Linked DNA regions of Homo sapiens: regions 1, 2, 3, 4 and 5 are each linked to region 6. A link is a loop called in an ENCODE intact Hi-C map of the cell type or tissue named here. Cell type or tissue: GM12878. All regions are shown on one strand. Region 1 overlaps AUTS2 (activator of transcription and developmental regulator AUTS2). Region 2 overlaps AUTS2 (activator of transcription and developmental regulator AUTS2). Region 3 overlaps AUTS2 (activator of transcription and developmental regulator AUTS2). Region 4 overlaps AUTS2 (activator of transcription and developmental regulator AUTS2). Region 5 overlaps AUTS2 (activator of transcription and developmental regulator AUTS2). Region 6 overlaps AUTS2 (activator of transcription and developmental regulator AUTS2).

Region 1 (5,000 bases), 200 kb before region 6:
AGTAAGCCGTGATGGCACCGCTGCACTCCAGCCTGGACAGTGGAGTGAGCCTCTGTCTCAAAAAAGCCACCAAAAACAAATACACAAACAGAGTGTAGCTCATCAGACTCTGTAAGAAGTAGACAGTTCAACAAGTATAACGCCCTTAGAATAATGCCTCATACATCAAAGCACTCAACACAAATAAGCTATTATCATATTTCATTTCTACATTATCTCCTACTAAACCTTTACCTAGACACACTAAGTAAAAAAAATTGAGTTTTGTCTTCATATCTTCCTCTTGTCTTTCTTCTGTGGTTGTGACGCTGGTTTAAAAAAAAAAAAAAAAAAAAAAAAAAAAAAAGCCTTGGCTGGGCATGGTGGCTCCCATCTGTAATCCCACTTTGGGAGGTGGAGGTAGGAAGACCGCTTGAGACCAGCCTGGGCAACATAGCAAGACCAAGACCGTGTGTGTCTCTATCAAAAGTTACAAAATTAGCCAGGTGTGGTGTCACGTGCCTATAGTCCCAGCTACTCAGGAGGCTGAGGTGGGGGAATCGTGTGAGCCTAGGAGTTTGAGGATGTAGTTGAGCTATGAACGCGCCACTGCACTCCAGCCTGGGCAACAGAGTAAGACCCTGTCTCAAAAAACAAAAAACAAAAATTAAACTAAACAATTAAAAATAAAAAGGGACCTTGGTGTGAGATTCAGTCAGGAGAAAGAAAACTTTCTGTCACTGCTGCCTAAATACTATCATCCAATATTAACTTATTGCTCACTGGGGACATCACAATATACATCTTCATAGAGAAATAAAGGTTGGTTCTGCTTCCTACACTTGACTCAGGAAGAAAGCCTTCCTTGATACTGCATAATTTTTAGAACTCCCAGCCTCAGAAGAACTGATCTGCGTTGCTTGGTTCCTTCTGTACACAGATTTGCAAAAATATTCCATAAGAATTTGCATTTTCCCTGTCTTTTTCCTATTCTTTTTTCCTTCATATTTTCTTGTCTGCACAATTTGGTTCTTTTTTATAGTCACATTCTATTCCTGTACCATCCTACCCAGATCATTTACTTTATTCAGGATATGAAGCCTCTTTCATTCTTCATTGGAATTTTTTTCTTCTGAGCAACAAATGTAAAAAAAAGTCTGCCTCTGCGTATTATTTGTCTCCTCTTTCTGACTATCCTCCCCCATGGCAGTTTGTCTAACGTAAAAACATTTCTCACAAGGAAATTTCTGGGCAGGGGGCAGAGGTAAAGGGTGACTTCAAAAATGCCAACATTGAGCAAAGCACTTGCCACAAATGTAATGTTGGTGTATTTTAAAAGCCTTGCCATGTAACCTCACAGTATCTTTGCAGATTTATCTCCTGTTATCAAGGCTGCTACTTAAGTCAACAAGGCATTGGGCTGAGACTATAAACACTGCCACAGTGGATCATATTCACAGTCCATCCTCACATCAGCACTCTGCATCTGACAATCAACTGCACCAAATAAGAGTTTAAAGGAAGATATAACTGTCCTCTCTCATATAAAAGTTAAAATATCAACTGTTACAAGCTCAAGAGACTAAAAGGAAAGCAACGTCTGTCTGTGTAGTGATTCTTAAAGTTGGGTATAATCACAGGAGGGCTTGTTAAGACACAGATTGCTGGCTTCCTCCTCAAAGGTTTCTGATTCAGGAAGTCATGGTAGAGCCTTGGAAATCTGCATTGCAAACAAGTTCCCAGATGATGATGATATTGCTGCTTCGAAGACCACACTTTGATAACCACTATTCTGGTAAAGAAGTAAAATCCAGAGATGCTACAAATCGAGACAAGAAATGTGATAACAAAACTCAGCACGATTCTCGACAACAACTCAGGTCTGTCACCATCCATGTAACTGTGGGGTTCATGATCCTACATTTTGGCTGTCAACAGGAATAAAACTAATAGATCAGGAGAATGATAAAGCAAAGTCTGGGCTAGTAAGTATATTTAAGTCTTCATTGGAGGCACTATAGGATTAACTATCATGGCAGCTCTTTACTGACTCTTAGAAAGTAGAGACGAAGGTGACACTTCAAATCCACCCTAAACTCAGCATTTCAGAGTTGAGTCAGGAACCAAGTGAGGTAAACCTCTGACATGCTATAGGAGCCACTAATGAACTTAAATTCAACATCAAAGGTATGAGAAGTTTCACACAGTGAGGACTGAAAGCTCTGTGTGCCCACTGGGGGATACCTGCAACACTACTGTGCTTTGTGAAAATGCCATTTGAGTAAACTACAGATGTGTACGTGACCATATATGTGTGTTATGGTTTCACACCCACTCCCCCAGCAACACTCCCATCTCTTCCCTCCTGTCTTCCTCCTATCTGTCACTGCTGCTCAAATACTATCAGCCAATATTAACTTATTGCTCACCAGGGACATCACAATCTACATTTTCTTAGGGAAATAAAGGTTGATTCTGGAAATACACGTTGTTTAGTATGGTGTCAATGGAAAATGAAAAAAAATTTTCTTTGAGACAAGAGTCTCACTCTGTCACCCAGGCTAGAGTGCTGTGGTGCAAACAATGATCACTGCAGCCGCAACCACACAGGCTCAAATGATCCTCCCACCTCAGCCTCCTGAGTAGCTGGAACCACAGGTGCCTGGAACCACGCCTGGCTAATTTGTTTGTTTATTTTGTAGAGACAGTGTCTTGTCATGTTGCCCAGGCTGGTCTGAAACTCATAGAATCAAGCAATCCTCCTGCCTTGGCCTCCCAAAGTGCTGGGATTACAGGCAAAAGCCACCATGCCTGGCCTAGAAAATGAAATTTAAAGAGTTCTGAAAAATGTTAAGTCCCAAAGAGAAAAGCATGTGCCACTGTTAGAGGCCTCCCCGGGAACAGGTGGGAACAGTTGAGTTTAATTAGCTTATAGCTGGTACTGACTGTATGGGAAGGCAGGGATTTGTTTTTTGACTCCAAGTCTTCAGGTTATATTTTCTGTAACTGTTAACAACTACAAGGACTTTTTTTTTTTCCAAAGATGGTAACATTTGTATGCAAGGACTTTTATTTGGTGTTTACAGGAAACAGAGGAGAGAAACCAAGATGGTAAGGATTTCCAGCAAAGCAATCCAACATCATTATAGAGAAGCAAACCCAGTGAGTTTTGTTATATTAGTGGGCATCGGTGGCTTCTAGATGGCCCCCACTGGCACATGCACAGTCCCCAGAAAGTGACCACATGTGACAAGTGACAGCATTTATTCAAGAGTTCTCTCCAATTGGTGCACTTCAGAGCTGATCATCAAAGAGAAAGGAGTGCACGGTACATCAGCAGTCTGAACTACAGTATTCCAAGTAAAGCAATTCCTTCAGGAAGACTATGAAATGCAGGTATTTATAATTCTGCTGAGACCCCAAACTGATTATTGCCCATTGTGGGAGGAGCTAAAAACCACCCAGTCCAGTAACAACAGCTGAACTTGGGTTTGTCATTCTCTTTTATTAAGCATACACAAACTGTCATGTGGACAACGACATTTTTGAGGAAATGACCTCCAAATGAGGGGGAAAGTGTCAATGAAATTTGAAACAGCAATTAACTTATGGTGTTTCTGCCATGAACAGTCAACACACAATTCTCTGAAGAACTGTCAATATAAACAGAACCAGTATTCTGTACAAAGATCTTCGCAATGGAAGATTTAAGAATTCACAAAGAATTCATCCCTTACTAATATACTGTTCCCTTGGGCTCTCCAGCAGCATACTAAGGCCAAGTCCTAAGGAGCATTAAACCCAAAGCATAGATGGGTAATCCAGAAAAACAAAACACTGAAAAGCAAGATGTTGGTTTACTTACCCCAAAAAGTCAGGTGCTTTGACCAACAGCAATCAATGATGGTTATAGCACAGGCACTATGAGCCAGTACTCTAAGGTTCAGAAAGAACCTAAAGTTCCTCTCCAGTTGCAGAGACAAGACTGCTGCACAAATAAGCAATTACAGAAGATAACATTTCATTACCTAATGAAATGAGTTCACAGTTAGTGTTACAGGACAACAGATAAGGAAGCCATCAAGGAGACAGAAGTAGACAGAAAAGCCCTTCCGTTATCAATCAGAGTAAGTTATCAGGTCCCCATGCAGGGGACACTGTGATAAGACTGCATAAACTACTTAAGTGAGAAATACACTGTGCCCTGAAGGAAAAACAAGATCTGAGAGAGGTGGTTCCACCACAAACTAGAGCTTAGAAAATAACAAAACACAAATTCTGACCCATGAAAAGGAAAAGACAGGCTTTTTCCTTAGGGCCTTTTCCATAAAACTAAGTTGGCAAGAAGAAACATACGCTCTCCCCTTAACATACGTCTTCAGGCTAAGATTTAGTCAGGGAAACTATCCAAAGACAGGAAACATTTGCAGATTCTGATCAAACAGGCCACTGAAAGCCCAACCTGCTGGTCTGGCCAACGTAATAAACATGAGGGATGAGGAGCACATTCCAAAGAGCTATGCACACTGTCCTACCTCACTTCTCCCAAATACCCACCTGGCTTACTTCCTCACCCCCTTTTAGGTAATTACTCAAGAGTTGCCTTCTCAGTGACTCCTTTCCTGGCCACTGAATCTAAAATTGCATGCCCCACCACCACAACAGCACACATCACATCATTTCCTGGCCCCCTTTCCTCCTTCCTAGCACTTACCAGTTTCTAATACTCTAGATATTAGACGTTTCTTTATTGACATTCCCTTCCACTAAAATGCATGTTCCATTGAGTCAGAGAGATTGTTGTCTGTTTTGTTCACTGTTGTGTCTTGAGCACCTAGAAAAGTGCCTGACATATATCAAACAATCAACAAAACTGTTGAATGAATGAATAAATGAACAAATGCATGTTTGTACTGACACCTGTGGGAAGTTTTGTTTTAAGATAGTACATAATGTAGTAAACACTTCAATGGAGAGTAATGTCTTTTATTATACATACACAAACATATTTATGTATATAT
Region 2 (5,000 bases), 430 kb before region 6:
AGATTACAGTTTTACAAGGAAAGAACCTGTTGCCTTTTGCATCCTTTGTCCCTCTACATCCCCACCAAATGGCAAGAAAGTGTTACTTACAATGAACACTCTTGGTAGGTGATTTAACTGATTGGCAAAAGAATTAGCTCAGTGCCTGCACAGCCAGTGACATCAGTTTTGGTGTCTTCGGAATTCCTGCTGGCAGAGGCCTTCTCTTTTAACTCTTCTGTAATTCCTAGCCCTCCAGAGCCACAGACCCACAGGCCCAAGGCACATCTGCTATCTGAAGGTCTCTGGATAGCTGTTATTTCTGCTCTTACAGCATTTCAAGGACCAAAGGACTGTGGAGAAGAAGAGGTGAGCAAATGCAGTGAAGAAGCAGCTAGAATCCCAGTGGGGCAGAGAGAGGAGAAACAAGGTGGGAAACTAGGAAACCAAGGCTTCTCCTATGATAGAAACAATATTAAACCACGGGACAGCCCCTACCCAGCCTAAAAGAGTATTCACTTTAGGTGTAATACACTATTCTGTGTTAAGATTAATGTAAAACAAAACTGTACTTTCTAAAAGAGATCAGCTTTTAATTGTTCTAGCCAAGTCAAGTATGATTCCCATATTGTTGTTACTTAAAAGTTCTCATAGATTTCCCATTACACTTATCATGGAATACAAAATCCTGAACTCGGCCTCAAACTTGGCATGCATTTCCAGTCTCACTCTTAGCACGCTTCAAGCCACACTGGCTTTCCAGCACCTGAGAGCAGCTCAGCGTTTTCTTGCCTTGGACCCCTGTCTGTGGTGCTGCTTTGCCTCTCAAACCACCTCTGGCCGGCGCCGCTACCTTTTGGCAGCCTGCTTTGAGAAAAGTCATTTAAACTGCCAGGGATCCCCCCTTCCCCCATTCAAAGCAGTCTGTCCTGCTCTTTCATAGCACTTACCACATTTTGTAAGTATTACTTGTGTTATCTGTACTTCTTCCATTAAACTGTAAATTCTGTTACTGCAGGAACCATGTCTATATTTTTCAACATTACATATCTAGCTCCTAATATACTGCTTGCCTCATAGTTGACATAACAATTTTTAGGACGTATGAAAGGATGAATAGAAGGAGCATTGAAGGAGATGGGTAGAAAGGTGTCAGAGATTAAAGACAAGAGTGTGGTAAGAAGAAATGAGGAGGAACAAGAAATTATGCAATGAAGACTCTATGACCACATCATCTTGGAACCGGGAAGAATAAAGAACCAGCTGGTTCCATTCTCTTATTTCATGAGAGGAACACGCACCAGTGACCTAAGGTCTCATAGCTAACATTAAAATCTAAGTTTCTTAAGCCTAATTTTGTGCTGCTTATACTAAAGTACAAGAGTCCATACAACTTTTGAAAATATAATTCACAATCGTCTTTAAAATCCTGATGAAGCTATAATATGGCAAGTCTAGACAAAAAGAAAACAAATCAAACGTGATAAAAACAGCAATGCCTCAGAACCTCCACTCCTCCTCTTTCAGGCATCACTGACCCAACAGCTCAAGAAAAACTGCATTCTGTGAGACTGGTGTTATGCCAAGTACTTTGCCTAATCCTGATGCCACAGGGCCAATCTCATTATTTCCCCCCTTTCCAGATTAGGAAGTGGAAACTTAGAGAGGCATGTCACTTGCCTAATGTGACACAGCTTATAAGTAATGGACCTAGATAACAAAGGGGATTTAAAAGTCAAGCAATAAGAAATTCACATGCAGCTCACATCATCAAAGGCATTCTGCATGACTTTGGAATTCTTTAGTGGGTGGCATAAAGTACAAAATGGGAAATGCAAATGTTCTGTTTTCTATAGTCTCCTCTGGGAAGAGAATTGTTGAATGCTACAGTATCATATTATATTGGAATGACATGTCAAACCCAATGTCAATATGTCAAAAACTTCATCAAAAGTAGAATTGAGCCAGGCGTAATGGCACGTGACTATAGTCCCAGCTACATGGAAAGCTAAGGTGAGAGGATCGCTTGGGCCCAAAAATTCCAGGCTGTACTGAGCTGTAATTATGCCACTGCACTCCAGCCTGATGATAGAGTGAGACAGCCTCTAAAAAAGTAATTTTTAAAAAATTAGAATTGTTCTGAGTATGACACTCACACTCAAGACGTGCTCAACTACCAATGTTTGTTCTGAGTGGTAACCTTAACACGGTCATAACAAGGAAGCTAATCCATCCATCTTTGGAGCTTGATTTCTATTTGCAATCCTGTCATTTGTAACAACCACCAAACTGTCAATAAATACAAGACTATTGGTAGAACAAGACAGTGATACTAGAAGCACCTCCAAATTTACCGTAGAATTACCAAATGCAGCAATAATACCCATAAGTATAAATAGTATTAATGCAAAAGTTCTTATTGCAATCATAATGTTGACACACTTGGCCAGAGGAATAAGTCAGTAAATCCAATTCCTTGCATGTGATATCACTCTACTCCTTCCTTCCTTCCTTCCTTCCTCCCTCAGTCTGACAAACATTTGTTACATTCTAGTAGGTGCAATGCAATAGGTATATGTCAGCTCATTTGATCCTTGTGCCATCCTCTCAGGGTAAGAAGGACAACTCAAGGGAGGAAGAAAGCATCACAGAGTTACTTATTTAATGTAACATGGGAAGAGACAGAGTAGGAATGATAAACCAGCTTTTCTAACTCCTCATCTAGTGCTCTCTGGAAATGTTATTCATCTCCCACGACTCTGATTTTTCAGAGGACACCAGGTAAGCACCAAACAGTTAAAAGAATATCTACATTTATCTTTTACTTTTGTCTTCCATCTTTTAAAAATTTTCTTTTTAGTTGACATGTAGCAACCATATTTATGGGCTATGGCATGATATTCTGATACATGTACATAATGTATAATGATCAAATCAGGATAATTAGCATACCCATCACCTCTAACATTTATCATTTCCTTATGCTGGGAATATTCAAAATCCTCTCTTCTAGCTTTTAAAAAATATACAATAAAAGATTAACGGTGTTCACCCTAATATGCTACAGACCAACAGAACTTATTCCTCCTATCTAGCTGCAATTTTGTATCCCTTACCAATTCTCCCTATCCTCCCCGCCCCTCCACGTCTCCCAACTTTGAATAACCACAGTTATATTCTACTTCTATGAGCTCAACTTTGTAGCTCCCACATATGAGTGAGCTGTGTTCTCCATCTTAATGGTCCTAAAACACCAATAAGTTCCTCCTGATATAATGCAGAAGATTCTTTTTGTTTTTTTCTATTTTGTATACATCTACACTTCTAACTACAAATAACAGGTTTCAACATTCTCTCCTTATTAGTCTCTGCTTCCTTAAATCTTCTCAATTTTGACTCTACTGCTTTCTCTGCCAAGGAGTATCTGATATTTGCCAATCTCTGCAAGGATTCACAAGCTCAAACTAAATTTGCCACCCTAGAGCCACACAGATCTTGCCCCACACTGCTTCCCAATGCATGGCATTCTCTCACTTAAAGGTTCTTCCTCTTTTTCTAGAATTCATGTATACACATCATGACTAGCACCATATGGCTCATAGTTGGATCACACACATTATACTTTTACAAACATATGCATACTCACTATACACATACATTACAAGGAGTGCTCACTGCTTAAAACCTTTCCCCTTTTGGTCATTTCATTTAACTTGAGGAAACTTAATACCTTTTTAAAAAAATAATAGCTTTATTAAGATGTAATTTGCATACATACAACTCAACCATTTAAAATACACAACTCAATGGTTTTTATTATATTCAGATAGTTGTGCAACTATTACCACAATCTAATTTTATATTTTTACCACCCCAGAAAGAAACTCTGTACCTATCAGCAGTTACTCCCTATCCCTCTCATGTTTCACCCCTAGACAACTACTAATCTACTTTCCAACTTTCCATCTCTACAGATTTGCCTATTCTGGATATTTAATACAAATATAGTCACACCATATGCAGTCATTTGTGAATGACTTTTCTTTCACTTAGCATAATGTCTTTTTTTTTTTTTACTCTGCCTCTATCTGTTCATTCAAGTATGACTCCCTGGGGACTTCTCCTGGAGTGACCAGGCAATAAAGTAAACCAACATAGCATAATTACAGGGAAGGTTAGAGGAGGAGGATACCTTACAGGGAGCTATGAAAGGGTCTGAAGCCCACAGCCCTACAGCTCATCCATTCTAACACTGCACCACTGTCCCTCACAAAGTACTCATATCCCTGTGGCTTTTAGCTTGGGAAAACTGCAAGGACATAAATGATATGTGTATACACAGTGGCTTAAAGGGTCCACAGGAAGCCTTCATGAAGTCATCAAGTGCTTAACTGTCTCAATACCATATTTTTTGTTTTATTTTTTTTAAGGATGATCATAGGTTTGGGTATAAAATTCAAATTCAGGTTCATCAGTCTAATTAAATTAAATGTCTCTATTGGAGGAGTTATTGAGCAAAAGAGATCAGTTTTTATGAGAAGGTTTTGTTCTTTTGTTTTGCAAAAACCTCAGCCATTGAAATAGTCCCCAGGAAGCCCTTTAAAATTCTAAAAATGCAAGTGAAGGGAATGTTAATTAAACGTTTCATTAATGCTTGCCATACAGTGAGCCTATTCATTTCAGTGAGGTCAAATTTATGATACAGCGGAGTTAGAATTTTATATGCTCTATGTATACTTTATAGTACATTGGGGCACCTCATAAAATTCAATTGTACAGTACATTTATGTCCTTTTTTTAAGGACCTGGATCATAATTTAAGTTTTTAAATGATTTAGAAAGGTTTATAATTTTTGCCTTTTTGCTTTTATGACCCACTATGAGAAGAACTTAGTTGGTGCCAAGACTTTAGTCAGAAACGTTAACCCCGACTACTATACTGTTTCTGTGGGAAAATGTGCTTCACTTCATAAGATGATCTCAAGAAATATACCAAAAGTAGCAGCTTTCATTCTACAGTT
Region 3 (5,000 bases), 140 kb before region 6:
ACAGCCACTGTTATTTACAGAGCAAACATGCCAAGCATAGTGCTAAGGGCTTTAGATATGAACCCAGGTAATCTTCACAACAAACCTACAAGACTCAAAGAGAAGAAAATCTTTCCCCCTAGAACTGTGTATCCAGCTAACTACCTTTTGAGATGAAGGGCAAAAGAAAGACATCTATGATAAACAAAAAAGAGCATTTACTACCAATAGGCACTCGCTCAAGGAAATTCTAAAGAAAAGTCAAACCTGAAGGAAGGTCTGAGACACAAGAAAGAAATATGAACAAACAAATTGTCAAATACATAGGTAAATCTAAAAGACCATCTGCCCTCCCCCCTCAAAAAAAAAAAAAAAAAAAGGTAAAATAGGCTGGGCACCAGTGGCTTATGCCTATAATCCCAGCACTTTCAGAGGCTGAGGTGGAAAGGATCACTTTAGCCCAGGAATTCAACACCAGCCTGGGCAACATAGGGAGACCCTGTCTCTACAAAAATAGAAATTTTTTAAATTAGCCAAGCGTGGTGCTTCATGCCTAATACTTAGGAGGCTAAGTGGGGAGGATCACTTAAGCCTGTGAAGTTGAGGCTGCAGTGAGCCAATATCGCACCACTGAACTTCAACCTGAGTGACAGAGGGAGGCCCTGTCTCAAAAAAAAAAAAGGCAAAACAAATACTGGATTTAGGTTGGGGTGGCAGTATGATCAGATATAGGGTAGTCACTTGTATTATCCAAGGTGGTTAGGCTATGGATTTTTTTTTTTTTTTAAGACAGGGTTTTGCTCTGCTGCTCAGGCTGGAGTACAGTGGTGCCATCATGGCTCACTGCAACCTCTGCCTTCCAGGCTCAATCCATCCTCCTGCCTCAGCCTCCCAAGTAGCTAGGAATACAGGTGCATGCCACCACACCCAGCTAATTTTTTTATTTTTAGTAGAGGCAGGGTTTCGCCACATTGCCCAGGCTGGTCTCGAACTCCTGGGCTCAAGCAATCCGCCCAACTTGGCCTCCCAAAGTACTGGGATTATGGGTGTGAGCCACCGCACCTGTCCTGGATTAACTTTAGACTTAAAAGTATATGTGACTTTATTTCAAGGGTAATTACTAAAACAATAGTATGTGAATCTTTAAAACCAAATCGGGGTTCGAGGTGGGGTGGAGTTGAATAAGAAGGAATGAGCTGGAAAATGGTGGTGCCCAGATTCGAATCCAGGATGCCAAGTTCCCAAGCCTATTTGCAAAAGAATACCACCACATTGCATACAATCAGCTCTCAGAAATCACATGTGTGTCCTTAGGAAACAAACATACTATTTCCGCTTGTCATCTTTTCTCAAAGCACATGAAGACTTAAGATTTAAATCCTCAGTGGATCAAGAGTTGATGAGAAATTACCACCACAGGCCACACTCCATACACAGCACTTGTTTTTGGCCTCTCCAAAGGAAATCTTTCCAAGTAGGTTGGAAAGTCAACAAGATGGTAACTAGAAGCAGAACTTTTTTTATTGCTAGAACTATCCAAGCCCATCGCCACTTTAAATTTTGCCTAAAAATTAACAATCCCTGGGCAAAAGCTCTTTCTCATAGCCGAAGGAGCAGTGATAACCTCACACCTAAACTCTGCATTGCTCTCCTATTGAAAGACATTTCTGGCCGGGCGCAGTGGCTCATGCCTATAATCCCAGCACCTTGGGAGGCCGAGGCGGGCAGATTACCTAAGGTCAGGGGTTTGAGACCAGCCTAACATGGTGAAAGTCCGTCTCTATTAAAAATACAAAAAAATTAGCCAGGCATGGTGGCAGGCGCCTGTAATCCCAGCTCCTTGGGAGGCTGAGGCAGGAGAATTCCTTGAACCCGGGAGGTGGAGGTTGCAGTGAGCCAAGATCACACCATTGCACTCCAGCCTGGGCAACAAGAGCAAACCTCCATCTCAAAAAAGAAAAAAAAAAGACATTTCTGATTTAAGTATGTTTTTGTCAAGAATCTTTAATTATGTTTCACAATTGTGTCTTCCTTTCTTTCACTTGCCTAAGATTTCAACTTCAGTGCCTCAGAAGTAGATTAAATAAAGATAAGCTCTTGTCAATCAGAGCTGGCTTCTCCTCCCCCCACCTACCTTCTCTGGTTACTAGTTCCAAATGCTGCCAATCAAGAAAAATTCTTGCACATCAGCTGTCATTCTTTCCTGTCTAAATGACGCTGGTCACACTTCATTAGGAACACTGTCCTGATCAAAAGCTACAGCCAATCATGTCCACAGAACATCGAAGAAGCAGCTGGTCATGTCTAGCTGGTGTCTGGCACAATTCCCACTCACAGAGGATGCAAGCAGGGCCAGACACACTTCCCCAGGGCCAAAGAGGCAGCTAGTCATGTCTCTGGCACATTACAGGCTGCTGTAAACTACATGTCCTCTGCTGATTGTGTTCCTACGTCATTGGCCCACTAAAGATAGTCTCAAACTTGAGTAAGTCCTCGTAGCCACAAAGACCACTGGGAGTTTAGCAGTCCTCTCCTTCATTAGCTGGTTGTGACACTGAGGGATTTAAGTCAAGCTGCTGGTTTCTAATTCTCCAGACAGCAGGTTCAATCCTTCCCCAACATACAGAAGTTTACAACAGCCACCATTCTATACACCGACGACAACATCCATACTCTCTTAGCACAGACTGCATATACTATGTCAAGGAAACAGTAAAGAATTAGCACAAATCTGATAGTTAAAGCCTCAAAGAGCCAATTCTTTCAACTCAAATACTTATTTTCAACTGTATTGACATAGTACTGTTGTGACATTTACTTAAAAAGATGAGGTGGGTGGGAGATTTTTAAAACTACAGCCCTTTAAACACCTAAAGAAACAGTAGGATAGAAGCAAGAGCAGAATTTGGTTGAGGTATTTTTGGTTGTTGTTTTCTTTTGAGCTTGCAAGCTCTTTATTCTCCAGTTGAGCTATCCTGTTTGTCCCCAGGGTATAGTGCAGAAAGCTTTATACCCAAGATTCAACATGCCAGTCATGCCCTTAAATCCCAGATGTGTGTACCCACATCAGGAGCCTGGCTGTGTCAATATGCAGGTGCGGAATGACTCAGAGGTGGGCCATTCATACCAGAAGAGGCATTTGCCTGGGTTCAGAGTGAATCAGAAGTTCAGTTATTAGTAATAGAAGTGGTTATTTAAATGTATGATTTCATCCTAATTAAAACTAATGGGGGAGAGAATTTGCATTTAGCTGCCTAGTAAATAGCTCTGTTATTTCACTTTTAATATCTGAAGGGTATTAGCAAGATAAGGTTTTCAGGGCAGGAGGGGAGGGAAGTGAAGGTGGTGGGTTGTTATTCCCACCCCCTGAAGATTGGTTTTATATCCTATTCCTTTTCTTTAGTGCTTTTTAACAACCTCCACCCATCTAACCAACCCCCTAGGCCAGAACCTAATAAAACATTCCATCTTAGAAAGCTAACAGTCCAGTACACCTAAGAAAACCACCCAGGGACACCACCGAACATCTTGCATTCACACTAATAACTGCAGGATATCTGATTAGGAGAATGCAAAATAAGAAGCCATTAATAGCAGCCCTCATCTCCTTCCTCCACACTGATTACCAAAAGAACAGCAGCAGCTGAATCAGAGCTAAATCCTATTCACAAGGGACCTAGGGCAACAAAGAGGAAAAAAAACCGTTAGAGTAGTGCTTCTCAAGGGAAGCTGCTTTAAGTCATTTTGATTCTGGCATCAATCACGCCTGCCACAAACCAATAAGCATGTATAACGCAAGCAAAGACTAGATTCCATTCCTTCCCTCCCTCCTGGGGTTCAGCACAGTGCACCTAGCATACTTAATTGCCCTGCCAACCAAACTGCTACTTGCAAGGCCTCCAGAGGAACTCAGCTAGTCCAAGGCTGAGTTTAACTCACAGGCTTAAATGTTTACCCTGAGAGCACAAAAATATCAGCTGGGGAGAGGGAACAGATGGCCTCAGGGCAGCCCACTCTCACTCTCACAGAAGCTGACTAACCACAAGACTCTTTCGAAGAGTTTTACCCTCTCTGTGCCTTAGTTTTTTTACCTGATAGCATATCTGCTCCCCAGGGTCATTGTGGGAAGTAAACAAATTAATTCACATAAAATACCACGAACAGTGCTTAATAAAAATTAAGTGTCTCCACCCTTGTCCCCCTCCCATGTACCTATAGAAGAGAGAGAAGGGGATGAAAAAGGAGAGAAGGAAAAAAAAAATGGATCCAAGGATATGGCTTAGATTTACAGATAAAGAACCTGATGGCCCACCTCCCCAAATGACCCCCTTGCATTGAACTTTACTCCACCCCAAATCTGTAGTTCTCTCCCTTCCAAAGGCACAGTTTCTGACTCCTGGCTTAGCAGTCAGTGAAGATGATCAGAATTCCCCTTCTCTGCAAAGAACCTCAGCAAAAAAAAAAATAATAATTAGCGTTTCCATAAACACAGTATTTTGAGATTGGTGAGGGATCTGTGGATCCCCAAACTCTGTGCAAGTCAAAATGAATTTGCTGGTAGACAGCCAATGTTTCCGATTTGATTTGGCAGAATATACCCAGTTAGGATGTTCTCTCAATGCAATTAGCAATGCACTGTCAATGAGCAGTTTAGCTATTGACAATACCTGTTGCAATTTAATTTTAAATGTCAATGACTTGTTTGGGTTCACTGTAACAAGGCTTTTATGCATGACAAATAAGCATCCTAGAACAACAGGATGGATGAGCAAAACAAGAGGGTGAAGAAAATCAATAGACACTGTATAAGGGGCTGTCTTTCAAACATCCCCCTGTGGCTATGACTGCCATGAACAAGGCAGGCTGCTCCTCCCAGGAGCAGACTGGGGACTTAGGGAGTGTGTTACTGTCATCTACTTTTGCAACTGATGCCCACTGTTCCTAATGGGATATGGGAATGAGGAGCAGACCAGGTTCTGGAGATAACCCGGACTAGGCAAAAATGCTAGCCCAAGCAGGGA
Region 4 (5,000 bases), 46 kb before region 6:
TGAAAATACAAGTGCTATACAGGAAGAGAACACTGTACACTTGATACAGGAGTGCTGGAGAGAGATACTATCTTCATCCAATGGGCTAGTTGCACTTTTCTTCCTAAAAGCAAATCAAAACCATTAATCAATCATAAAACTGTTCTTCAGGCTCCATAATCTGGCCCACACCTGAAATTTCTCTTTAGTCTTTGGGGACAGGACACAGATGCAGAGCTGCCCCATTAGAAAAGTTAAATAAGGAACCTAACTCACTTCTTGGCCTGAGAAGAGTAACAGGCAGAGCCCAGGTGGGACAATAAATGAAGAGCCAGCAAGCCCACATGAAGAAGGAAGTCCCCACTCCACAACAGCACTGGAAGTCCCAAGGTCAGAGTGTCACTTCAGTCCCTTCAATGCAGGAACCTTCTCCCAGCCACAAAACAGCCAGATACACTGCAATATGAGTTAGTTTGTGAACCAAACCAATTAACTCACAGGATCTTAATAGTGGGCACTCAGCCTCCTAGCTAAAGCACTACGAACCTCATTTTTAAAGATACTTGGAAAGAAAATCCCAGTATCTCTGAAGGCCAATCCAGTGTGTAGTAGTCACTTGTGGGTCTTGAAGTTGTTTATATCTAACAAAACTACCTTTGGCAAAGATCTAAAAAAGGAAATTTACTATTACTTTTTTCACAGTTCCTCCAGCCCCCACTATCGATGTAGTAAGCATACTTTCAGACCTACATGGTCTAAATTTCTTACACTTTTCCCCCTTTTTTTCAAAAGACATTACAAAATTTGACATAATTCATGTGTTTGTAAAACTTTGCAGGTCCATAAATTCACAAATTGAGGAAAAGCCTGTGACAACAAGAATATTTTGCTTCAGAAAAATGGTCACTGCACCTGTAGAAACAGGCAAGAGCCAACTAGCACCTATAATAAAACTATAAACACTCAAAAAATGACAGCTAAGAATGCTTCCAGCTCCTAAGTTCCAAAGTGCTTTATTCTCAATATCTAGTAGTGCCTCAGTGTCATAACCATACTACTGTCTCCGTACATTATTATTACACATCTCACCTGACTCTCTTTCCCCAAATCAGGGCAAAGAAAAAAAATCCCTGTCACAGGTACTAACAGCCACCAAGCAAAGGGGAAGCCAGGAGACAGCCTATTTTGCTACATGGAATGGCCTCTCTATCAGGCACAGGTGTCTACTTTCAAGTTATTTAGATTAACTTGCCCCAAACCAATAAAACCAACTTATTCCCGGAAAGTTAAAATGCCTGCTCACCTTAACAAGCAGAGCCCACCATAGAGAGTATAAGAGCAATACTGCTTTATGCAGACCTGAAATCTTCAATAAGATTAACTTACCTAATAGGATTTAAGGACGCTATGAAGGCCATTATGGTGTCTCCTACAAGCTGGAGGCTCCAAAGGCCTTAACCATTCGATTTAATCTAATCTGGCCTAATCTAATCAAGGCTGTCTCCCTGCATTCTGTCAGTGGGGACTTTGAACAATAATCTAAAAACTAAAGAAAAAACTTACACTCAAATCACACCCTGTAGACCAAATATATACTAACCTTTATCCAGAAATTAGTGCAGACCTGGCAACAAATATGTGTGGGGGTCTTTTTCTGCCTTGATTTGCTAATCTTTATGATCTACATAAGCTAAGAAATGATTTTACCATCCATTTGACACTTAAATTCTAATTGAATGACACAAGGAAGATTTCACATGTTGATTAGTGATCTTACTCAAAATCCACAGAATAGAAACCATGGATTCTAGTCCCAATTCAGTCACTATCTGAATCAACCTTGAATATTCTGTGTAACTTCTCTGAACCTCTAGTTGCTAGTCTATCATGAGATGAAGAGGTTTCACCCAAATTCATAACTACCTCTGGTTACCTGAAGGCAGAAACACAGTCAGTCCTTTTAAGTATAGTAGGCGGGTCTATTTCTCACCCCACAGAGCCATAACCTCATTTAACAAGTGCGTCCAGCTTTGGGGAATTCCCCAGAACACGCTAGTTCAAACAATCCAGAAATGACTAGTTCCAAATATTAGCCACGGAGTAAAATGGCCACCTTCCTGGTGCAAGAAACATTTCCTCAGGTTCTGCTAACACATCTGAACCTGTGGCTCAGAAAAATCTGCTGTTCCCAGAAACTCAGAGTTCAATGAGAGATCCAGAAAAAAAAACACTGGTTATCAGAGGGTAGCAGCTATCAAAGGTGTCAACAGCAGAGTATGCACTACTTGCCAGAGATGTCATAAGTTTGTTTCACACCCCGTTCCTCACACTGTCTCAGACCAGTCACGCCCAGGCAGTCCTCACGACACTACTAGGGCAACACAGCCTCCAACTCCTCACTCTGAACCAAATCTGCATTCCCAATGGCCTATAACCTAATTAGGTTTTAAGAAAAGATTCAGGTTAAAAAAGTATCCCTTTCAGCACACTTAACAGAAGACCAAGGCAGAGCCTCAGCTAAGGGCAGGGAATATAAAGATGAGGAAGAGCAGATCCGGGCCCTCAAAGCACACAGCATAGCACGGGCGACTTGCACAGGATTCTAACGCAGTATGTGCAAAAACTGAGGTAAGCCCAGGTGACAGAAAAGAGATGAAACACAGCATGCCACATAGTGAGACCCAAGGGACAAAGGCAAAAAACAGTATCATGCACAGGGAGCAATAAGCAGTTCATTACTGCAGGAGCATTTTAAAAAGGCAAACAGGAATGGTGAACAAGAACATCTTCATGGGCTTGCAACCCGTGCAATCCCAGAGGGACCTACATCCAGAAAGGGCCCCATACTTGGTTTAATGCTCTACCATCACTGTCTCGAAATTCCTAATATTTCTTTTTAAATAAGGGGCCTCACAAATTACATAGCTGGTCCTGGTAGTGAGAGATGGCAGGAAATCAGGCAGGGACCCACGGGGCTAAAATGATGAAAGTTCTCCTCTGAATAACCCACTGGTAATCCACGCCTTCAATAGAGTACTTTACAGTGGCCAGGAATCCTACTGCTAAGATTCTAATTCAGAAGGCCTGGGATAGGAAGGCTACAGAAAGTGCCTTTTTAACAGGCTCCTGGCAATTCTGATGTCAGCAGTTTGAGAAAGTATATCTAAAATGTAACGATGCTTTAACTCTTTATTATTTCTTATTGATAGAAAGAGTACAAAGAAGGCCCTCCCTCAGCAAGCATCTTTCCCAAGCTCTTAACCTACTTAGGACATACTCCAGTCTGTGGGTAGTACCAGGCTTCCAAAATGGCCATCAGAGCACAATTTTAGAAAAACAGCATGGGAATAGCCCAATTTAATAAGTTAATCATCCCAATAAATGATTTTGCCATCTCTTGTCACCTAATTTATATTCAGTTTTTAACTCCTACCCATTCCCATAGCTCTCAATCTCCAACCATCCACAGTGTAACAAAACAACTGGCCCAGTTTGGATGGCTAAAATTGTGCTGCTGCATAAGACTGTGTGGGGAAGGAAAAGGGCAGAGAAAGGAATAGGAAAAAAATGACTTCATGGTATATTTCTTAGAAGGCACTGTTCTCTTTTCTTCCTCCTTCCTTGCTAATTTCTTCCCAGTGATCCTTCCAGATTTTGCTGAGAGTCACTCTTCAGAAGCAATTTGCCAGAATCCGAGACTGGGTTAGATTCGCCTCCTTATATGCTCTGAAAGAGTCTGTGGTTATTCTCTATAACCCTCATCTAATTATAGCTATTTGCTGGATTTAGCTTTTTTTTTTAATGTTTGTATCCTCCACTAGACAGCCCTATGGCATCAAAACATAATTCACATGTATCCACTAGTTAGCAACTAGTGAGTGTTCTGTAGATACATAGGAATGAGGGAGAAAGGTTGTAAGTCTTTGAGTTGGCCACGGAAAGGAGGATGAGGTGACTCTGCTCACAGCGCCAAAGGCCAAAAAAAAAAGCATACAGTGAGACTCTGACAAAGCAGCAAACAAAGGAGGCACAACTGGACCACGGGTTGTTGGCAACTGTTTCGTATGTCCACTCTTTAAGAGTTAAGGAACAGTATCATCCACTGGAACACAAAGCTGTATGTAACAGGCAAAAGGAGGTAGTTTGGAACCCAGCTCATTGGACTACAGAAACACAGTGTACCAAAAGCCAATGCAGTTTGCTGGATGCCTCTTGCTCCCCAAGTACCTAGACTGTAAGACAAACTCCGTTTTTGTTTTGTTTTGGCTGTTGTTAGGGTTTCCAGCTTACTCAGGAAAACCAGAGAGGTCCAAGGTATCTACAGGTCCGAGACAAAGTGTAGTGAAAAACTGGCTGATTTTCTAACAGCACCATGTACACACGTACAAGAAGAGACATTAATCCACAGCTCCGCTCAGCAAATGCCATGGAAAATGACTGGTCTCCAGTCTTGTTCATTTATTCCTCCATGGGTTCCAGCCTAAATGTTGCTCCTACCTACTTACTTAACCATCTTGGAGTGATTAAACCCTCTCCCCAGCCATCCAACTTAAATAGCACTAAGTTCTTAATTAAAACACACTATAAAAAATGATGAACAACCAAATTCAGGTGCTGCATAATTTATTTACATTTATGTAACAGTTTCCCCCAAGGAACTCAAGGCATTTTGCAAACTTAAACCTATCTGGCAGATATTAATCTTCACAAAATCCCACAAGAAAGGCAAGAATGTAAGACGTATAATCAATAACAGGTCCCTTCACACATACACATCCTCCCCCTACATGACTGTGCATCACTCTAAGTCTCTCTGGGTCAGAGATCTAAATTAATTTGGAAAATTATACCAAGTACAGGTGAGATTTCTCAAGAAACCTCACAAAAAGAAGAGGAGCCAAAGACTGTTCTACTACACTATGAAAAAAGTTACTACATCTTTTCTTGCACGTTTTCTATTCGCTAATAGAAAAAAAAAATCCCATCCCACTCCAAAGTAAAATTTTAAAGACCAACTTTAA
Region 5 (5,000 bases), 92 kb before region 6:
CTATGACACACCTCGCCATATATATTCCTAGGAGATAAACACCAATTTAATATGAACCAAAAGAGTATAATCATAAACAGGAGAATGTAAACATAGGAAAAAATATATAGTCAAAGTTATATATGACATTGGGAAATCTATCTTACCTCCTATGTTAGATGATCTGTGCTACTGTTTCCTTCCCATACATACCCACCCCTTATCTTTAACCTTCCCCTCCCCAAGTGCAGATAGTCAAGAACTCAGCAGTTTTAGCACTTAAAAGTTCAAAACTTATTTGTGAGTAAATTTGAACCCAAAAGCATGAATAAAAATCTCAAAATACAACCTAGTGTGAAAATTTGACATGTTGGCAGATGCTGACCCAAATTGACTCGGCAACACATTATCTCCAATGGGATCACTCATATGTTTCTTGTGTTAAGTCTAAGGCTGTGTGCACTGTGAGGCCATTAAAGCAGACCACGGGCATGTGTGGTATCTTGCAGGAAAGTAGGCAGAATAAAGAGGCAGCCTATGACATCAGTGATCCTACTAAGAAGGAACCCCCAGGCTCACAGATAATAACATTAAATGGTAGACAGGCTGCCACTCAGCAGGTAAGTACTTTTTAAAAACCCTTTGGTAGACAAGTCATCAAAGCCCAGCTCAACAAAATACTATCTAGGGAAAATTATTTGCTTTTCTACTAGATCAATAAGTAGCAAATAAGGTTAGAGACTAGAAATGAGCAATCAATAAAATAGGGAAAGCACCATAACCTGTCACTGGTTTTGGCCACATCCTTCGTTCCTGTCTACCGGTTTTCACAAAGAGAGGAGAGACAACTACTATGTCACTCAATTTTTCGCATATACACACCTAACATTTTATTGTGCTTAAAATTATGGGACCATTATTAATGGCCAAGACACTCCATATCAGATCACCACTGGAGAAAAACTTGCCCTAGAGAGTTCTATGTATAAATTGAGTTATACATAGATGTATTTTACCCAAAGTCCCTGCTCAAGCTTAGGATAACAGGAGTTTCTAAAAGTAACATCCTGTTCTCCCTTCTCTTTGTCTTCAGGTCTGTCTTAGTGTCTTAATCAGCAGAGCCATAATCTAGAAGGCTCCACTATAAACTGCCGTGTTATCACAAAATGTCTGATCTACTTGAAGAAGTGAAGGAAAAGCGGCATGCTGATCCACTACAGAAAGTTCCCATGGTACCTCATGAATTTTTGAAGCTGTCTCATAAATCAGTTCAGCCAAGATCACTTAACTTGGTCTTGTTACAAATCCTGCTGCCACAGTGGACAGTGTCTGAAATTGTAATTTAAAAATGGAGGAAGGACTCTTCCACAAAAGCTGGGGTGGAGAGCTCACAATGCCAGTTCAGGAGTGTCTGAATACAGAGCTTGGGATGCCCAAAGTCAAGGACGAGAGGAAACTGATCTGAGCACTAACAAAATCCTAAGCTGCAGAAGATTCATTTTCTTTCACTTATTTCTGTAGGTATAAAGCTAAGACAGTCTGAGAAAAAGCTCAGACTGCACCTCATAGCAAATCTAGAAAGCCTACCCCTGACATCACCACAGCACTTCTCATATTGAATCACGATTGGTGGGTTTCTTAATTTAATCCTCTCTCAACTGTGAGTTCCCCAAGGCAGAGATCATTTTATTTATCCCCAGTGCACCTAGCTCAGTGCATGGCACCATGGATACAGTACATAAATATTTGGTGGATGTCTACTTAGAAGAGGCAATGCTTCTTGTAAAAGAAAAGGAAGCCTATACAATTCAGTTCATTTGCCCTTGGCAAAGAGGAACATAAGATCTACATCCTAAAACTGATTCTCAGAGTAAGGTCCTTGGACTAGTAGCATCAGCAATGCCTGGGGCCACATGAGAAATGCAAATTTTAAGGCCCCACCCAGGCATACTGAATCAGAAACTATGGATGAGGTCTAGCAATCTACATTTTAATAAGCCCTCCAGACGATTTTAATGAAAAGTAAAGTTTGAGAATCATTGTCCAACAGTTTCTGTGCATACACATACGTTACAGCTTCCTAACCTATCCCTTAGAAGTGAGACAACTGAATAAGATAACTCTAAACGTTTTTTAGATGTTTGGAAATAAGTTTACACACAACCATGAACCAGCTTTCCTGGTGGTGTTAATTAATTACATATGCAATGCTGGTTCAGTGGTTTTTATTAATCTGTTTCTCTCTGCTCACAGCAAAGACATACATATTTTACCAATGAAAATACAAAAGTCAAACCAACAGCTGAGACACTAGAAAAAAAATCTTTTTACAAATTGACCAGAACACATTAGAAAATTAATGTTACACAAAGTGACAAGAAGGTCAGGTTCTTAGGGCAAAATGGAGGTCATTCTGCATTTATCTCCAACTCAAACAACTAAAAGACATTCAGCAAAGATCTCCTCATTCTCCCCACTCTGTGCATGGCTATGGTGGCCTTCTCCCAGATTATCTGCTGGTATTTCTAAAGAGCAGATCGAGATAAGAGGGTAAGAGTATTCAGAGTGCTCAAAGAGGGAGGAGCAATTTTGTCACATGGAGACTTCAATGACATGTCAACAATGAGCCTAATTACCCTGCTGCTATTCTGAAAATAATTCTATACCCTTCACGTAAAAAAAAAATTCTATACCCCAGTGAGTCTATTTTGGAGGGAAAACAGCCCAGCAAAGACACCCTTGGCCAGCATTAGAGAAGGCTGACGTTACTAAGGAAACTCACTTGGGGAGGAAGTGCTGAGTCTCTTGGCCTTTCCCTGAGGAGGGGTAAGGTAACCAAACCAAAAAGGGAAGAACAGAGGTCCTCTTGAGCCTATGCAGCTGCTAGAGGTGCACCGAGGCTAACCGCAGGCTTCTAGAGGTGTCAAACTGCTCTGCAAAACTAAATTTGTCCTTGTGGCTGGAGAAATCGCAAAAAGAAAAGTGAATTCTCACCCATGATCTGACAGATGCATGTGCTTCACTAGCCACGAATATATTCAGATATTAAAGGGGCAGCAATTTTTAAAACTGATCATAATACGTTTTCATTCAGGGCCCACAAAACAAAAATACCACAAAGGGTGTCTTCCTATTTGTAGATGGAAAAAGAGCATTTCTTGAGTGTCAAGAAGGCCCCTTCTTGTGTTCTCCCGTAATACAGAAGCTACTGACCAAGAAACCGTGCTTAAAAATAAAGATTTTTTTTAATGTCTAGTTTCCATACCCAGTTTCAAGAAATTCAAAATTAGAGTAATTTTGGTCAAAATCTGTTAGATTTATTCCTGCAGTTGTGGGAGGGGGGCATTTTTAAAATGCTTCACTAAAACAGAAAATATACAAAAGCATGCTCTTAAAATATAGCAAAATATTATAAACAACATCAAGCCTATTAATGTCTACTATCAATCTAGTTTTAAGAGGATAGTTTTTTAAAATGGATATGAACATTTGCCCAATTAATTTTGTTTTTAAAGTGAGTATTAAAAAGCACAATATTTAGTCGAATGTGATTCAAATTCATCCAAATCAGGACCTACCCCTAATCAAATATCTGACTACAATTTTTCAAACAGTTAATAATTTTTTTGTTTTATATTTTATTAAGCTGAATAACACAATATAGTATTTCCTCTATATGACCAACCTGAAAATATTATATTCCCTGTTACTTTGTTAATCTATATTTATATTTTTAAAAAAATTTTTTTTCTTTTTTATACAAGAGTCTTGATCTGTTGCTCAGCCTGGAGTGCAGTGGTGCGATCACAGTTCACGGCGGCCTTGATCTCTGGGGCTCGAGCTATCCTCCCACCTTAGCCTCCAAAGTAGCTGGGACCACAGGGGTGTGCCACCACATGTGACTTTTTTTTCTTTTTTCTTTTTTTGTAGAAATGGAGTCTCACTGTGTTTCCCAAGCTGATCTCAAACTCCTGGGCTCAAGCAATCCTCCCACCTCAGCCTGCCAAAGCGCTGGGATTACAGGCATGAGCTACCATGCCTGGCCTGTTAATATATTTTCAGTGATTAAACAAATGATGACAAAACATAGGTTACCACGTTCTCTCCCATGGAATACCCATTTCTGTAAACACCCAAAATGTTCCAGTGGGGTTTTCCTGCTTTATAAAGCAGTACATATTTTAAACCCCTTTTACTCTTAATTTCAAAGACGTTTGGCGTTTTGCAAAGCTAGAAAAAGTAATTTTATCTCTCACTGCCATACCTACAGTCAAACTATAAATAGTAAGGCCACCTTGTAAAATAATGGATTTCAATCTACTTTCAACTTTGAGGGTCCGCATTACAACTATAATTACTTCTTTTAGATAACTCCTGTCCACTAAGCACCCAAATACAGAACAACGAAAGCCAACTTTCCACTTATGAAAACCCACAGAGTTTAATTTGTGATCTATTCTTTGTTCCTGAATAGGAACATGGTTTTGCCATGTTGCCTAGGCTGGTCTCAAACTCGTGAGCCCAAGCCATCTGCCCATCTCAGCCTCCCAAAGTGCTGGGATTACAGGTGTGAGCCACCATGGCTGGCCATAGAGCTTTTCTTATCCCCTGACTTCCTTTCCATGTCATTACGTTTTCTATTTTCACTCAGAACCCAAACTTTTTTCCCCAAACATGGCTGGGCATCAAAATCACCTGCAGATGCTATAACAGGATGTCTTAAAAGAACAGTAAAGAAAATAAAAATTATAATTTTTAAAAAGTAGAAAAAAAATTACCTGCAGGGCTTTCAAAAATTAAACATTCCTAATCCTTACCCCCACTGAGTCAGAATTTCCAGGAGTGAGACACAGAAATCCCTATTTGTTTTTAATGAATACTCAAATTTCAAAACTAGTACTTGGTAGCAGGGAATCAACAAGCAACACCTATTAGTTCCACCTAACTGCCCCAGCAACAATCACACACGAGTCTAAGGAAGCCATCACTGCAAGTAAAAATGTTTTAAGAGGAGACATCTA
Region 6 (5,000 bases):
GAAAACTCACTCCTCCCCTCCTCATACTAATAGCATAAAAAGGGCCTATTCTTTGTGACCTCACAGTATGTATTAATTGCATACCAACAGATGCAAAGCTATAATAGAAACTATCATTACTCTGCTATTGTGTTAGAAGAAACGAAGGAGAACACAGCTCAGATTTGGAAGAAAGAAGACACACTTAGGGTCTCACCAGTCTTAAATTCTATGTCCTCTTCACCTCCCAGAGGGGAAAAAAGTCTACATTCATGGAACAGGTTCTGATTATATAAGAGAAAACAGTTCTGCCCCAGCTCACTAATTATTTTTGATCTTCTCCTGTCTCAAGTTTTACCAAATTCATTATCATATTGCTCTTCTAAACTTCAATGATCTAAGTTTTCAAATCTACCTGAATCTTTTCAGAACTTTCTAAAATTAACAGTTGCTCTCCCATTACTAGGTTCTTTATCCTACATCTGCAGCATATTGGGTTTAATCCTAATTCTGAAAGAAAAAAAAAAGTTGCTTCTTGAGGAGGAAAAAAACAGCATGAAACACTTTTACAAAGTTAGGCTGCATTTAGTATATTATGACTACTATACAGGATAGGGGTAAAATAAAATAAAATGTAAAGCCACTAACCCACCATCCTTCACCCTTTGCGTGCACACAGGTGCGTGCACACATACACAAACACCCGAAATGCCACAGACCTTCTCGTCCAAAGGCTTCCAAATCTCGTAGCTCTTAGACCTAAATTATTCCTAATAGCTAGCCTCAACTATTGTTGTGTCCATCTGGGGACCTCATTTCTAATCCTAACATTCTTTAAAACTAAATAATCACCATTTATCTTTGATAATACATAAAACTGTGGTGTAGAAGAGTCTCAGAATCTATCACCCTCAACACTCCTTGAATCATGTTTACTGTTCTGTTTTCTTAACCCTTTTTCAACAGTGAGAACTACAGAACACTACTCTCAGGATCAAAGGCTCAATTCCTAACCTCATAATTCATTTTTTAAATTCACGGATTCATTTACATTCTAATTCCAAAAAAAAGGTGCAAGTAGTTAATCTCCACAATTAACAAAAGCTGCATGGAATCATCATATCACAACGTTCAACCACATCTCACATAAATACTCCTCAAGTGATGCTCTGCCTTATAAAGTAAAATAATGAAACTCAGTAAGTACAGTAAAATACTTGAATTCATAACCACACACACTATTCACACCCTTCCTTTCCTCCAAATTCTCTCATCCCTTCTCAGATCCTAAAGCTATGCATACTTTCAGAAGTCAAATGCTGGAACTGACCCATTTATTTTACAGTCCCATGGCCAAATTTTCCAAAAAAGAAAGTGAAAAATGCAACAGAAACACAGTTCCACAGCTTTTCCTGGCTATGTAACAGCAAAAGAGCGGTTCTGACCCTTTTTTGAACTACCACTTCATATACAGCAAGCCAAAGGCAGATAATTTGAAATCGTTGTTTTAACATCAATGTCAACCTCCTTTCCCAACCAACCTTTTTTTACAGGTTGCCAAAGAGCAGCAATATATGAAACCAGAAGGGACAAAGAGGATAAAACATTGGCTGAAGGGCAGCTTGGTGGCATCAGAATTGGGCTAGTATCATCACACTGAAAGAGCTATTAATGAGAACCACTCACCAATATTCACCTCCTGGTGGGGTTGGTAACAATCAGTAAAAAGGCAGATGTCAGGCAGGAAAGGGGAGCAGGAAAAGACATGGACTAGTCTCCCTCACTGTTTACATCTTCCTCACTTTCACTCCCCTTGCCACTCCTGCTTAAGAAGCAGCTCCCACGCACCGACTACAAGCTTCTGTGCCTGGTTTTCCAAGTCGTCTACCATCAGCCCACTCACCCCAGACTCAGAGATCACCAGATTCCAAGATCTGGAGGGACTTTTTTGGATCCTTTCTAGTATTTCCCATACTGGATTATAGATTACAATGCAGAGAATAAAAGTGCTCTGTGGTCAAAATAGATTTAGGAAATTAGGCACAACACATTGCCTTCTCTGATATTCAAAATTCACATTCACACAATAGACTTTTAATTCTGACAGAACATGGCATCCATTTAATTTTGTCTAGCCCATCAAGTTTCAGAAACTATTTGGCGGTAGATCACTCTGTTTCAGACTAAAAAACAATTTATGAACATCCTGTAAAGCTATGTTCCCTTCCAGCTTGAGAAGCTTTACTCTAAACTAGTTTAAACCTCTCCACTAATGGATAAAGGAAATGATGCTTTTAGAAAGTTAACTTTCAAAGGCCACACTAGTTAGGCAGGCCAAGCCTGGCATGTGGGTCTCCACAGGTCTCCTGCCCCACTAACAAGCACTCTTTACTTACCACCTTTGTACTCATTTCCACCAGCCTTTCCTTGCCCCCAAGTCCTAACCATGTAGCATCTTGTTCCTGTGCCTTCATTATTCCTTTAGAATGCTCTCCCTAGCTCCAACTCCTTCCCCATATATCCAAATCACTTCACCCTTCTAGGTCCCATTCCCCACCCATGAAGCCTTCTGGAACACTTCAGCCTATCTCACTAGCCTGTCTCTAAAAGCCTATGGCGCTTAGTTGATATCAGGCATTCAAGTACCTGTTTCAAAATTATTTCATAGGTGCTGGCTTTATCAACTAAACTACATACTTTCTCAAAACGCTAGATTTATGTTTGGTTTCTCTATATTCTTAGTGCCTTGTACATATTAAGCACTCCATAAATATCTGCAGACTGACAGAAGGCATGTGACTCATGTTGTTTTTTAAACAACTAAAGTGATTTGACCATAATAAATTGTGAGAGCCTATTAACATGGCATGTTATAAGTACACCAAATTCTGTATAGCCCACTTATGCTACTGATGTGTGGGGGAAGCCCTGAAAACAGAGCCAGGAAGTGAAGACCGCATCAAAGTCTTGGTTTGATGCTCTAACCACTAGAAATGAGTCTTCCTTTACTTTCATAAGCCTATAAAGCTCCAATTGGCCTCTTTTCTGCTAATTCCACAAATTTCATCTTAGCTTCCCTTGGTCAGCTGTACAAAAGGAGGCTGCCCTAAGAACCCAGTGCACAAAAGAGGAATGAGGGGAAAAATAATGGATTTGCAAAGTCAAGTTTTCAGCCATGGTACTCACGTGGCTTCCTAATAGACACAACACAGAAAAAAAACCCAAATAGCAGAAAGCCAACACTATCTAACACATCAGGACACACTGATGGTAGTAGGACCCCAACATTCCCATTTATACTTTGCTAAAAGCCACTTTTTAAGAAAACTAGACATCTTATCTGGGGATTTTTGCTCTCATCCTGTCACTCGAAGAATATCCAAACAAACAATATACTATATACCAACGTTAATTCTGCTTCTCAACTGCATAATGAAAAGAACACCATGTTCAACTTTAGCCTCCTCGCCTACCCTCTTATCTTCTATCATGAGGCTCTTCATAATCATACACTTGAACTTCAGGGCACAATTACTCAAGAGAAGTGTCCCTGTGAATATGAAACTGTTTCAGCCAGTTTCACTGCCTATAAAATGTGAGACTTGTCAAACTACCCCTAAAGCTTTCATCATCTCAAAAAAGAATCCAACAACAGCAAAAAATAATCAAGATAAAAATGCAGGTTCTCATTAGGCAAGTTATCACTTTTACTCCAGTATCAGTAAAATCAGTTGAACTGGAACTATTTATATTAGCACATTTCATAATGAGTTAGGAGCCTCTTTTTTAAAAGAGAAGTCCAAAACCAGCTACTCAGAACAAAATCATGGAGTCAAATAATGTGTCCATTAACACACAAAGTATGCTACTCCACTGTTTGCCAGCTATTGCTCTGAACTGGCACAAGCTATAAACCTAGCTGTGCAAGCCAATATTTCTGGTTTCTTTTCACAATATCATACCAGCAGCAGCCTTAATGACATGTGGTGACAACTGATTTCATTTCTAAACACAAGGCCCGAAAACATACTACGTATTTAGGATAACTCTTAGCATCTATAATAATTCTTAACTTTTACAAACACTCCCCCAACACACATTTTTGTCCAAGCTCATAGTTTAGTTGCCTGTTCCCAATAAGCCCTCACATTTCTTGGTGATAGTTCAATAAATCTTCCAGACTGAATAGAGTGGACCACCAGAGGTTTTAATTTAACAATCACTAACACATATGTTCTGACCATCCAGCATGGACACAATGTGATAGCACACAGCCAACAAAACTACCTTTTGCCAAAGAACCAGACATATATGATGATTTCTATTTCCCATTGTGTGTTTTTAATCTGACAAATGTATTTACGGCTTCCCTACAAAAGTTGGGCCTCTTAAAATGTAAACACTGACAGGATATTTGATATTAGTGAACTGTTATACATTCATTTAAGTGTGATAATACTGCTGTGCGGGTTTTGGTGGGGTCTGAGGATTTTTGGAGTCATTATGGTTTAGGGATTCATACAGAAGTATTTCTGTGTGAGAAATATGGATGAGATCATATGTGGGAGAGGAAATAGATGAAATATAGAAAATACAAGATGAGATATGAGTTGGTAGTTCTCAAACCTGGATGTTGGGTGTTCTGTCTACTTCTGTATGTTTAATTTTTTCTACAGAATTTTAAGTAAACTTTTTTAAAAGTTAGACCTTTTCTACCTACACATAGATAGACATATGATATTTAGATATGAAGGTGACATAGTATTCAGCTAACCAAAATATCCTGGATTTTAATCTAGAAAAGTAGCAGAAAAAAATAATCAGAGCAAAGAAAGAAATGGTATTAACTGTACATTTTGAACTTGGTCTGCTTTTAAAATTACAAGTTTTTTAGGCACAAAATAAATTAAAATGAGCACATTTTCTCGCAAAAGCCAAATAAATAGATATATATCACAAGCCCAGTCAAATACCTATTTGTTAAAAATAAAACCATCAAAAAGAACTGCATAAGTGAGATA

Evidence for each region. Hi-C counts contacts between places; a loop is a spot of excess contacts. Peaks named below come from ENCODE experiments on the same cell type or tissue, not always from the same donor. Only the 100,000 strongest peaks of a DNase experiment are listed, where the experiment ranks them.
Region 1: it touches region 6 in a loop (6-fold over the local background); 10 of 110 quality-filtered maps call a loop at or near these places.
Region 2: a loop joins it to region 6, with 2.2 times the contacts of the local background. A loop is called at or near these places in 3 of 110 quality-filtered maps.
Region 3: it touches region 6 in a loop (3-fold over the local background); 3 of 110 quality-filtered maps call a loop at or near these places.
Region 4: a loop joins it to region 6, with 2.8 times the contacts of the local background. A loop is called at or near these places in 8 of 110 quality-filtered maps.
Region 5: a loop joins it to region 6, with 3 times the contacts of the local background. A loop is called at or near these places in 2 of 110 quality-filtered maps.

What each region holds. Positions count from the first base shown.
Region 1 is chr7:69,801,544-69,806,543 of GRCh38, reverse strand. All of the region lies in intron 1 of AUTS2 (activator of transcription and developmental regulator AUTS2), which reads right to left. Among named protein-coding and RNA genes, the nearest start is that of AUTS2, 210 kb to the right of the region's middle. RefSeq lists an enhancer at 2,362-2,411. In GM12878, no CTCF peak of the experiment used is centred here; DNase peaks (open chromatin) are centred at 1,812 and 2,203; H3K4me3 peaks cover 965 bases; H3K27ac peaks cover 2,745 bases.
Region 2 is chr7:70,031,938-70,036,937 of GRCh38, reverse strand. All of the region lies in intron 2 of AUTS2 (activator of transcription and developmental regulator AUTS2), which reads right to left. Among named protein-coding and RNA genes, the nearest start is that of AUTS2, 440 kb to the right of the region's middle. In GM12878, no CTCF peak of the experiment used is centred here; no DNase peak of the experiment used is centred here.
Region 3 is chr7:69,737,470-69,742,469 of GRCh38, reverse strand. All of the region lies in intron 1 of AUTS2 (activator of transcription and developmental regulator AUTS2), which reads right to left. Among named protein-coding and RNA genes, the nearest start is that of AUTS2, 140 kb to the right of the region's middle. In GM12878, no CTCF peak of the experiment used is centred here; DNase peaks (open chromatin) are centred at 2,349, 3,079 and 3,939; H3K4me3 peaks cover 1,118 bases; H3K27ac peaks cover 1,806 bases.
Region 4 is chr7:69,648,482-69,653,481 of GRCh38, reverse strand. The region is part of intron 1 of AUTS2 (activator of transcription and developmental regulator AUTS2); the gene reads right to left. Among named protein-coding and RNA genes, the nearest start is that of AUTS2, 53 kb to the right of the region's middle. RefSeq lists an enhancer at 2,107-2,236. In GM12878, no CTCF peak of the experiment used is centred here; a DNase peak (open chromatin) is centred at 2,021; H3K27ac peaks cover 1,011 bases.
Region 5 is chr7:69,694,065-69,699,064 of GRCh38, reverse strand. All of the region lies in intron 1 of AUTS2 (activator of transcription and developmental regulator AUTS2), which reads right to left. Among named protein-coding and RNA genes, the nearest start is that of AUTS2, 98 kb to the right of the region's middle. RefSeq lists an enhancer at 1,813-1,862. In GM12878, no CTCF peak of the experiment used is centred here; a DNase peak (open chromatin) is centred at 2,864; H3K4me3 peaks cover 1,249 bases; H3K27ac peaks cover 1,972 bases.
Region 6 is chr7:69,602,095-69,607,094 of GRCh38, reverse strand. All of the region lies in intron 1 of AUTS2 (activator of transcription and developmental regulator AUTS2), which reads right to left. Among named protein-coding and RNA genes, the nearest start is that of AUTS2, 6.1 kb to the right of the region's middle. In GM12878, no CTCF peak of the experiment used is centred here; a DNase peak (open chromatin) is centred at 2,934; H3K4me3 peaks cover 2,676 bases; H3K27ac peaks cover 1,000 bases.